Linked DNA regions of Homo sapiens: region 2 is linked to region 1. The links are chromatin contacts, found by Hi-C in ENCODE. All regions are on one chromosome and are shown on one strand. The core of a region is the stretch at or near the end of the contact, and the rest is flanking DNA. Distances in the headings are between cores, read along the strand shown.

Region 1 (5,929 bases), core at 2,566-5,065:
TCTGCTAGCTATTTGGAAGTGTACAATAGATTAATGTTAACTATAGTCACCATACTGATCTATCACACACTAGGTCTTATTCTAACTGTATATTTATACCCATTGGCCAACCTGTACTCATCCTCCTTCCCCGCTGGTTTCCGAGGCCTCTGGTAATCATCAATCTACTCTCTATCTTCCTAAATCTGTTTTTTTAAAGTTTACTTAAACATAAATATGCTTACAGAAAGATACTCATAGTAGTGTGAATATAATGCAATTTAGTTTAACTTACCCTATTCAATTTGGACCCAAAATTTGGTACATGATTTTAGTTAAAAAAAGGATTTGCAATCTGTTTTATTTTCATCTACTATAAATATAATAAAAATCCTCCCTCAAAAGCTGTTAAAGCAGGCAGCAAGATCCATGAGCAAATTTATTTTTGGTTTACTTCTGAATAATACACAAATTGCACTGCAAAAGCTTAAAAGTTGGTGCAGCAAAATATTTTTGAAATGCATTTTAAAATATATTTTGAAACATATTGTGTAGTGGAGAGAAGCCTATGTGTAACATATGAAACAACTATAACAGCAATCCCATTTTTGTTAATATTGTGTGTAGCTTATAAATCTACACAGACCAAGATAGAAGTAACTTCTTGAATCCGAGTTCCAGTGGTATGCTGAAGCTGGCTTGTAGCAGCTTCTAAGAATCGATTGTGTGTATCTCTTCCCAATTCTACTTTTACTGATGTCAAGCTGGTAGCTTGAAATTGGCTGTGATGGGAGTATTTATACTATGGCAATCAGCAGATGCCACAAATCAGGGCTCTTTTGCAGCCCTCCACCTCCCACCTCCTGAAGCCAGTTACTAAATGTTTACCAACACACCACATCACTGCTTAACACTATCAGTTCATCCTTCGAGGTCAAAAAGGAAACTCAACAAAAGAGTTATTGGTTCTCATTTTTATATACTAAAGAAATATAAGTTTCATCTCTAGGTTTTCAATCTATAACTGAAACTATAGTTTAGGCAAGGAGTACCTTCCATATCCAATCTGTATTGGTGACAGGTCATGGAGTTCACATGGTTTTAAATTTGCAAACACATATATACAAATTTCCCGAAGTTCAAGGGCAATGGGATTCTAGAAATGATTTTTTTTACAAAATAAATGCTTCTGTCTTGGAAGACTAGAACAGAACATACTAATAAGAGAAGAAGACGCTCTGACAAAAGAGGAAAAAATAACTTAAAATATGTTGGAAAACAACATCAACAGAGGTTCAAAGGATAATTAACAGAAAAATATATTTTCATAAAACTACCAAATGTTTGGCTTAGCTGAATTCCTGTGTGTTGCTAACTCACAGGGAATAGATTTTAACTAGTGTGGGTTAACTGGCACCTTAACAAAGCTGACAGCAAGCAGCATTTATTTTTATTTCACAATTTTCCCTTCCTTTCCAACCTCTTTCTCCTCGTAATCAACACAATGTCTCTACTATAATATACTGATGTGTGTTTAACCAGGGGTCAACATCTTTTCTCCGTAAAGAGTCACTTAGTAAATATTTTTAGGCTTTGTGGACCATAAGATCTCTGTCACAACTACTCAACTCTGCAAGTGTAGCATGAAAGCAGCCATAGATGATACATAAGTGAATAAACAGTGGGAGTGTGCCAATAAAACTTTACAAAAACAGACAGCCTACTGGATTTGGCATGCACAGTCTCCGGCTTGCTGACCCCTTGTCTAGACTGCAAAATGCTGTGGGGGTGTTCATCTCATTTGGGAAATGCTATTGTATACAACAGTGTTTGGCAAATGAAGGATGGGGATGGGGGTATATATCAGAATCACCTGTTACCCATATCTTACCCTTGCAGAATCTCTTATTCCAGACTGATTGAAGGCAGGATTTAGGTATTCCCTAGTTTCCTTTCCAATACCCATTTTAGCACCATCCTGTCCCCTAAATACATTACAAGAAGTGTTCCTTTCTCAAGCCTTTCCACATAATCTTACGAAAGCAAGGCTGAAGAGCATTTTTAATTGAAAACATATCAAGAGCCACAAGATGCAAGCAATTTTTTTCTGAGAGAGCGTTCAACTGTTAAGAACAGGAAATAAAATTTTGTCCAATAAATTAGATTATTATTTATTATACACTTAAGTGTCTATAGAGAAAAGAGGATAAAAGAGGAAAGTAAAATGGTATTCTTCTTAGAGTTTCAAATAATGATAGGTTCCCCAAATGACAGGTGTAGTCACTAAGCAAAGGGCAATATTTACTGCTGTGCATAGAGTGGGGATCATCTATTTTTTATATGTCAACATTTTCAGCCGTATCTCACACAGTTACTACGTGTCAGTTAATATTAACCTATATTTAATGAAGGAGGGCCTAACATTTCTTTTTACATAATCCTATGTCTGAAGCAATGGTTCTTAAGGGAATGACAGCTGGGAGGTTATAAAACTTAGTTGGGGGGCTTACACTGCCAAAAGTCTAACATTCCACCTAAGGAGTCATCTGTGCTTCCCCCAGAAACATGATGGCCTCAGTAAGCCATGATTACAGATGGGAATGGATTTATCACTGTGTTGTAGAACAAAACGGTAAAAATTGCTGATGGAAAGTTGCTAGATAGACAAATACATGCATGAATATAGGATCATATCACTGATAAAAGGCAGGACACAGGTGGTATACACAGAAGGCAGGAGAAACTTTGTAAGTTCATTAAATAATCACGGTACAATTAATATGTTAATTTACGGTCATATTTTGAATTATTGCCACAACATGCTAGAAAATAGGCCTAATCACCTTTGTAGCATTCTGGTGAGGGAACTGGGCCATCAGAGAAGCATGGATACTTTGGATCAGTCCAGTGTGCTCTGTTAATGTAACCATTCTTCCTTCTAAATCATTTGGATTTGTTCAGCAAAGTTCCCCATTCACAGGCCATCTAGGAGGGGAAAAGAGACATGTACGAAAATAATAATAATAATAATGATACTAGGTAGAAGATAATAAGTTTCCCCAAATATGAAGTGTCAGGGACATTCACAGGTGGGAAATATGACATCGGGTTGGAGTAGAACATCAGGCAAAGCTCCATTCATCTCCAGACCACTCAGCTCTTTTCCCAAGCAGAGTAGCAGTTATTAGTGCACTGGGATAAATTAAACACTGACTTTTGATTGTATTATTACTATAAAAATATATTAGTTATTCCTTTCAATGTATGATTTCCACAAATTCTGAAATGTAAGCTCATTACATCTTGGAGCCAAAGATTGCTCTGCTGGAGCATCTTCCCCATCAGGCAATGGAAATCAGTTTGGGGAGAAGAGGTTGTTCTGTCTTATTCTATTTAGGCATGTGTTCTCTCAGTCACTTCTAGCCACATGGGTCTGCTACCTACCATGGTAGAGATTATCTAGGGCATTGGAGGAAAATTAGAGAAAATCTCTGTTCCTCAGCAGGCTTTTGGGCAGCAAGTGAGGAAGTAAGATAACGCAGTTCAAGCGCGGGCATGCCTGCGCGCATGCGCGCGCGCTCGCGCGGACACACATACACACACACGCGCGCGCGCGCGCGCGCGCGCACACACACACACACACACACAGAGCTGCTTTGTCCGCTGTGAGGTTGGAGGTTTGGGGACTCTGTGCCCACTAAGCTACTTTCTATTTCAAGTGCCTGTATGTCTGAGGCTGGGTTTGAAGCCTCCAGCGTGTTTGGAGTTAATCCCCATTAGGTTGGACTCCGCCCCTTTCTCCCAAAGGTAAAGCAAGGTTTTCAGGCATCACTGCAAAGGGCAGCTAGTATTCCCATCCTTGTCTAACAAGCTGTAAGGAGAAGTTGTTTCTGAGATCTGAGCCTGAAGAGAGGGAACAAGTCAGTCAGCCTTCGTGGTCAGAAGGTAAATATGCAACTTGGGCCAAATGCAATTCAAACAGCTGGATAAGAAACTGCTTTGCTCTCCCCTTGCTCAGCCCCCCCTTCTCCCCTTCCTTTCTCAGGTTTCCTGTCCTTTCATCTCAAAGCTCAGAGAAGCCGTTTTCTACCCGAGGGCAGCCTGGTGCTTTTTTATTTCTTCATAGTCCGTTGTTTGCACAGAGGCTAAGATGAATCAGGGCTGGATTCCTATTTCATATTGACAAGATTTGAGGACCTAAGGGTTAAGTGCTAGTTGGTTTCCCCAGGGGAGTTGGTAACCTGAGGAGATGAAGTGCCTGTTTCTGGGAGTGGAGAGAGTGATTTTGTTATGACCTGTCTATACAAGTAAAAATGGATCCGGTTTGCTAATGTGGTAGGTTGATCTCCTGGATTTGCCTAAATCTAAGGGGTTATGCGACGGAAATGGGGTAATGAAGTTAAACTGAAATGCAAATATTGAGGCCTCTCAGGCTGGAAATAAAAGAATGCATCCATTTGGTAAATATTTATGAGTTCCTACTATGTGCCAAGGCATGACAATTTCCAGAAGAACCTGAAATACTTAAACTATAAATCCATTCTTGCAAAGAACACTTGGCCAAGTGGTTTCATTTTGTGGTGGGGAACTGAAAATAGAATGAAGCCTAGGGGTGAGGAAAAATCACCCATGGAGTGGTTGTGGGGAGAGAAAGGGGAAAGGAGAGATGTTCTAAATCTTAGGTGGTTTCAAGTCTTTTCCATTACTTATGAGAGAATAGGGTCTTTTCTGGTAGAAAGGGAGAGAATTGATACCTACTCTGGTGTTAGGTATAGTGCAGATGTTTCACTTGAATTTTATGCTTAATCATTTCCATTTTATAAATGAAACCAAAACTCAGAGGTTTTAAGTGATCTTTTTATGTGCATATAGCCTGTAAGGGGCAGACCTCAGGACTCTGTCTCTGATCTGATTCCAAAATTGTGACTTTTCCACTAAAACAGTATTCCTCAATCATTAGTTCCCATTAGAATAAATTGAGGATTTTTAACAATATGAATTCCCATAAATTCGAATTCAGTGAATCAAGGAGGGGGTGACATAGTCTGCATTTTGAACAAGCATTGAAAGTGATTCTGAACAAGCATTGAAAGTGATTCTGTTGAGACAAACATTCTTGATATACCATGCTGCCTCTCAACTTCTCTGAAGTGATTGGAAAAGCAATCAGCCCATCTTCTTCCCATATGGGCCAGATTCACTCAATAGAAGTGGTCAGCTGTGGTGACATTTTATTCCCAGCTTATACAATGGAGTGGAGAGACTAATGGGCAACAATAACAGGGCTGGGGTTTAGGGCTTAACAATGTCTTGCCAGGGATCTTGATAGGGGTAGTTTCTAACCAGCTGAGAGTGTGAGATAGAACTCGTAGCCAACCAGCTTATCACTGAAGATGATGGCACCTGTCTAGCCAGAATAAGAACTGAGATGAAGATCTCTCATTGGTACCTCACTTTTAAAATCATAGGATAGATGGGGAGCTCAAGGAGCAGCATCTTGGGGAGAGGGAAGGAGAGAGAAGCTCATATGAAATTTGGGGAGGTTATTCCAGTTCCTACCTTTCCAGTCTCAAACTCTGGAGAAAGGAAATAGCCCAGGGCCTGATGTGGAGGTTCTTTTTATGAGCTCTCTTTGTCTCTGCATGGTCAAATATATTTATTTAGAGTTGATCATTTCAAAGTTATCAATTGCTCAGTTAGTCCTTTCTCTCCACTTAGTCTCTGGCTTCCTGCCTTTTAATGCCTTACCTGCTTGTGAGCATTCCCACCTCTGGATGGAGAGATGCAAATAAACACATAAACTCACCCAACACAGTTTTGCTGGTCTTTCTACCCCAAACTAAAAAAGGAGGGAAGGAAGAAGAAGGCCCAGAAAGAAGTTCAGCAAACATGAAATCTGAGGAATTTGAAATAAAAGACACAAGTCAAAAGAGAGATCTTCTTAGAGTCA
Region 2 (5,929 bases), core at 2,424-4,923, 82 kb before region 1:
GTACTTGTCCTTGGTCCTGTTCCCCTAAGCAAGTATTCCACACATAGTATTCTTTTCACACAACCTGCAAATATTCACCTCCCTTACTCACAGATAGCAGTCAATGCCCATTTCAATGTGGAAGCAGAGTCTGCAGTTGGGAACACGAGGTTCATATTAAAAACATATAGCAATAGGTAGAGCGCAGTCGTTGAGCCAATCGGAAAGCAGTTCAGCTGTCAACAGCTACTATTGCTGTGATGGTGTTAACCAGCTCAAAATCTGCCTCAGGAATAACCTCAATGTCCAGACTTCTCCAATGGCAGACTTACCAACAGCTTCACTCAACTCACATTTTTCTCTGGTCTCTGAGGATAAAGCATCCTTCCAGACCAAGATTAACTTTCACACCTCAATCTTCGCTCTGGACCTCACCCCTTCTCATCCTCAGGCACCTTGATCCACCCACAAGCTCCCAGTTTCCCTTGTCTGCAACCTCTTCCCTCCTCCCTGGGTCCTCCCCCAATCTAATCAAGGTGCTCAAGCTGCAGCCTCATCTCCTTCTCTTCACAGCCATGTTTCTCAGGCCAGAAACTCAGATGAGGGATCCAGCGAGAAGCCTTCTTTTCCAAACTAGGGCACAGGTGGGGAAGAAGCTGCAATTCAGAAATTAACAGAACAAGGAAAGTGCCCCAGTGCAAAGCCCCAGCAGTTGGAATTTAGTATGAAGGAACCTGAGGCAGGCTGCTTGAGTGCTTCCTGAGGTGGGATAGAGTCCTTGGGGTAGATCAGTAGGTCCAGCTGTGGGGTAGTCCAGGCAGACAGAGGCAGAGACAGAGAAGCTGAAGAGGGGGTGGCTGATAATGACAGTCGTCTTCAAATATTTGAAGGGCTGTCAAGTGAAAAGGAAGATTTACACTATATAGCCCCAAGGCTAGGCCTATGAGCAACAGGTAGAACCAAAGGGGAGTGAAATTTCTGCAGTGAGAGCTTTCTATCTAAACTCTCCAAAAATGGAATGAGCTGTTTAGAGAAGGATTAGATCCTCATCATTAGAGAAGTACAGTCCAGAGGCCAAATAATCACTTACCAGACATTTATCATGCTGCAGTACTTATTTAGTCACACTCCTTTAGAAAAGTACACGTGATTTCTTTAGGTGTCCTCAGCATTTGTCACAGTGCCTGATTTAATGCCTGCTACATAGTAGGTGCTCAATGAGTGTTAGTTATTAATAATAAAAATAATGGTAAGTTCTCAGTAAATGTTTTATAAAATGACTACACTAAAATAGGATTAAAATAAGCATCATGAGGATTGGTAAACGAAGTGACATTTTTAAACATGCTATTCTTGTCGTTTCCACAAAGATCGAATATGTGAAGGCCCTTTGCAAATTGTAGAGTGTTATTATCAACATTAGGTATTGGGCCAACGATGGTGGCTCACCCCTGTAAACCCAACACTTTGAGATACCAAGGCAGAAGGATCACTTGAGTCTGGGAGTTCGAGATCAGCCTAGGCAACATAGCCAGACCCTGTCTCTAAAAAGGAATAAAGAAAGAAAGAAGTATTTTCAGAAAGTTCATCATCTTTTTTTTTTTTTTTTTTTGAGACGGAGTCTCGCTCTGTTGCCCAGGCTGGAGTGCAGTGGCACGATCTCGGCTCACTGCAAGCTCTGCCTTCCAGGTTCACGCCATTCTCCTGCCTCAGCCTCCCGAGTAGCTGGGACTACAGGCGCCCGCCACCACACCCAGCTAATATTTTGTATTTTTAGTAGAGACGGGGTTTCACCGTGTTAGCCAGGATGGTCTCGATCTCCTGACCTCGTGATCCGCCCGCTTCGGCCTCCCAAAGTGCTGGGATTACAGGCGTGAGCCACTGTGCCCAGCCAAAAGTTCATCACCTTAGTGCAGTCCTATAGTAAGCCTTACGGGCAATACGATAATACATAAGCCTGGGCCCCTGATTTTGAGAAACTTCCAGTTCATAGAAACCAAATAAATGCAAACAAAGTAATTGGAGGAAACCAGTGCTAAATTGTGTGGTGCTGTGTACATACAGCACTTCTGATGCTCAAGGGGCCAGTGTGGCCCTGTTACTTTGTTGATGATTGCTGACATTCTTTAAGACTTCAGCATTGACTTCAACAGTAACAGGATTTGTGACTTTGGACACTGTCATAGCTCCTTGGCATCTGTTTCCTCATCTGATAAATGAGAATAATAACTCCTGGTTTACTTTGAGGACCAAGTGATGTAATGTGCCAGAATATACTTAGTCAAAGTAAACCATACTCTACAAATGAAATTATGATCATTTATCTGCTCTTGTGATACCTAGCTAATACTCATTTTTTCTTACTTATCATGCTGATAATTGGTACCCAAATCATCCAACTTCTCCTTCTCCTTCTTTTTGGAAGGAAGATAATTGAGCCCTAGAGAGCATCAATCTACTTCCTGGGGTACCTGTTGAAATGTGGGCTAAAGCGACACCCCTTGGCAGAGGTACACATCCATCCACTGGGGATGGCAACTGGTTGAGTGTAGAAGTGGGAGGTGAGGGTTGCAGAGTGCAGACTGACTGGCGTGTTGGCTGGTAACTCTTTCCCTTGTCTGATATGTGCTTCTCTTTCTTGGTTGGACCTCTCCAGAAATTGCTTGCAGGCTGGCCTAAGTGTCCGTTTTCATTGTTTTTACACTGACTTCCTGCAGGACTATTTTCTGAATAGTTTTAGATCTAATCATTTCTTCCCCTTTTCTTGCTCATAGTTCTCCAGAAAGACTAGAATGTGCTGGGAATGCAACATCCTGAGATAAGTGGGGAGCTGGCTGAAGCAGCCCAGACTGTTTCAGCACCTCCCTACCCCAAAAAACAGGGATGCTTTAGCCCAGTGAGTCCTGTGACTCTAGGTGTAAAACCCAGGGTGGGTTGCTTTCTGGGGTCTCTCATCTACAGTGAAAGTGGGGGCATACTCAGTCAAGACTCCATCCACCCCAGGCAGCTTTCTGAGCCTTGGGGGACCAGTTCATAATGAATTCTAGGCATCTGTTGTCTCTTGCTGCCTACCTGTAAGTAATAAATCTGCTTCATGTAACTCGTTGCATGTGTGGGTATTCTATTTCAGCAGACTCAGACAAGTTGGTAACTGGTACACAGTGAACCTACTTGATACTTCCTGCTATGAACTGAATTGTGTCCACTCCCACCCAAATCCATATATTGAAGCCCTAACTCCCAATGTGACTGCATTTGTAGATAGGGCTTTTAAGAGGTAATAACGTTAAGTGAGGTCATAAAGGTAGGGCCCTAATCCAATAAGGTTGGCAGCCTTTTAAGAAGAGGAAGAGAGCACTCTCTATCTCTTTCTCTTCCCACTGCTTTTCTGTTTCTTTCTCCTCCCATGAGCATGCACTGAGGAAAGACCATGTGAGGACACAGTGAGAAGACTGACCTTGCCTGACAGACTTTGATCTTGGACTTTCCAGCCTCCAGAAGTGTGAGAAAATAAATCTTTGTTATTTAAGCCATCCAGTCGATACAAGTATGCTGGTCTATGGTATTTGTTACGGAGTCCTGAGCTAAGAAACATCCCATCACACTTAAGGTACATGCAGACTTGCACACAGGAGCCATGGAGGAAGTGGCTACAAATCAAGAGGAACAGAAACCCCAGCCTGATCTGCAGCCCCTAAACACAGGGAGGAGTAGTGTGTGGTATGTGAACAATTGGCGCCTGTATCCCCAGACAAGGATAGATGAAATTCAGTGTTGGGCTGGTGGAATCCACAACTGTTTTTTTAGCAGGGGGTCATTTGTGTTTTAAACTAAAGCCATATTTCTGAGCAAATTGCCGAATCCTTCTGTGGTAAAGCTGGCTAGGTTGAACCATGAGAAGCTGAGTCGCTGAAGCAAGGAACAGTCTGTTTCTTTTTTTAGTGGTCAAGTTCTGTGGAGGCCTTCTGTAGCAGATGGGATTATTTCTGCACCTTCCTCTGGTACGTTTCTCCCCCTGCTTCTCTAGAACTGGAAGTATAAATAGAAATTGAAGTCAATTTAAAAATTAAAATATACTTTTCTTTATTTGTAAATTATTGCTATTGCTGTTTTTGATTCTGTGCTCCATTGAGCAGATTTATTTCCAGGGATGCAGAGGAACAGGGGCTTCTTCAGACTACATCACCTTACAGGTCAATGCATGGGGACAGAACGAAAAACCACAGGCTTGGGGGCTGCTTCCTGCACAGGCAAAACTGCCTGCTGTCCTTGCTTCACCAACCTGCCTAGGAAAACATTTAGTTTCCAGATGCTATGTATGACAGAGCACTTGTTCTTTCTTATGGTCCATGTGACCTGAGCTACGGATGCCTCTAAGAATACAGTCAGAACTACTTTCTATAGTCATCGTTTTCAAGTAAATGAGTAAAGTTTAGGACAACAGGACAGGTGGGTGGTATAGGCTAGGAAAGATTCAGTGACATCTGCTGGCCAACCTTGACTTTCTTTAAAGCACTGCTTAAAATTCATTTGGGCAGTATCTAAAAATACAAATTCCTGGGCCTCCATTCCCAGAGGATATGATTAAGTTGGTCTGGCATGGGATCTGAGTATCTGCATATTTAATAAACTTCCCACATTACTCTGATACACAGTCAGGATTGAAAAGCCTTCTCTGTTTTCAAGAGTCTCCATAAAGAAGAGGTGGACAGAGTAGTGCAAAAATCCACATCACCTTTCTTTAGTTAGATCAGTTTCAGACCCTCAGGCTGCCAGGTTTTGAAGAGAAGCAGCTGTTTCAGGCAGATGCTTGATATGTAAGGCAAAATAAATGATCTGTCATGCTTGCTTTCAGATGAAGAAAAACGAAGTAGCATTTCGAGTTAAATGAAATGGAATATGCCATCTGAATGTTGCTATTTAAGGGACATTTATTAAATATTTAATAAGTCCCCACAGTGGGCAGAAGGGAGCTTTCCATTCTACTGTTTGTTTTAAAAAAATTGGTCCCATCCGTAGATGTTATACCAGCCACAGAACTTCAGCCCAATTTTTCATTCTTTTGTTTATGTATTCATATTTCCATACAGACCCATTCATTCATTCATCAAACCATGTACCAGAGACTGTGCTGGCTATGGGATTATAATGAGAAAGTCAAGTCTCTGCCTTTAAGGGTGCTAATGATTAAACAAACAAAAAAAAAGCAGCAGCAGCAGTCTGGCACAGATGTTACCAAAACAAAGTTGCATTTAGGGTGAACCATATATGGGCAAAAGAGGCAAAGGCTTCAAAGAAATCTATTTGTTATTATAAACCAACAGTTATGTAGTACAGTAGTCCCCCCTTATATGAGGGGGACACATTCCAAGGACCCCAGTGAACGCCTGAAACCACAGATAGTATTGTAGCCTACATATACTATGTTTTCTTCCCATACATACATCCCTATGGTAAAGTTATAAATTAGGCAAAGTAAGAGATTAACAACAATAACTAATAATAACATAGAACAATTAAAATGATATGCCAGCATCATCACTCTTGCCGTTTGGGATTATTATGAAGAAAAACAAGGGTGACTTAAACATTGCAATACCATGGCAGTTGATATGATCACCGAGACAGCCACTAAATGATTAACAGGTGGCTGACATCTACATGGACAAAGGGATGATTCATGTCCTGGGCAGGATAAAGCAGGATGGTGAGGTATTTAATCATGCCACTCAGAATGGCAGGCAATTTAAAACTTGTGAATTGTTTATTTCTGGAATTTTCCATTCAATATTTTTGGGCAGCAGTTGACCATGGATAACTGAAATCACGGAAAACAAAAGTGCTTAATAAGGGGAGATTACTGTATTTACTAAATACCTGGTTTGCTCTATGTGTCTTACATCTATTAACTCATTTCATCCTCAAAATAATGCTAAGAAAGAAATACTGC

What was found. A loop is a pair of places that touch in the nucleus more often than their neighbours do. Pooled maps may share reads with other maps.
Region 2: a loop to region 1 is called in a map with no recorded cell type, with 6 times the contacts of the local background. The contact joins the enhancer-like site here to the promoter of LHFPL1 in region 1. A Hi-C loop is called at or near these places in 16 of 37 single-sample maps with no recorded cell type and 6 of 50 pooled maps.

The regions. Positions count from the first base shown.
Region 1 is chrX:112,677,824-112,683,752 of GRCh38, reverse strand. LHFPL1 (LHFPL tetraspan subfamily member 1) reads left to right here and starts at 3,815. Exons shown (of 4, transcript NM_178175.4): 1 at 3,815-3,924.
Region 2 is chrX:112,759,420-112,765,348 of GRCh38, reverse strand. No RefSeq gene overlaps it. Among named protein-coding and RNA genes, the nearest start is that of MIR4329, 18 kb to the left of the region's middle. Within about 2 kb of position 3,673, at least 3 of the 41 ENCODE cell types and tissues checked have a DNase peak (open chromatin) inside an H3K27ac peak, as active enhancers do.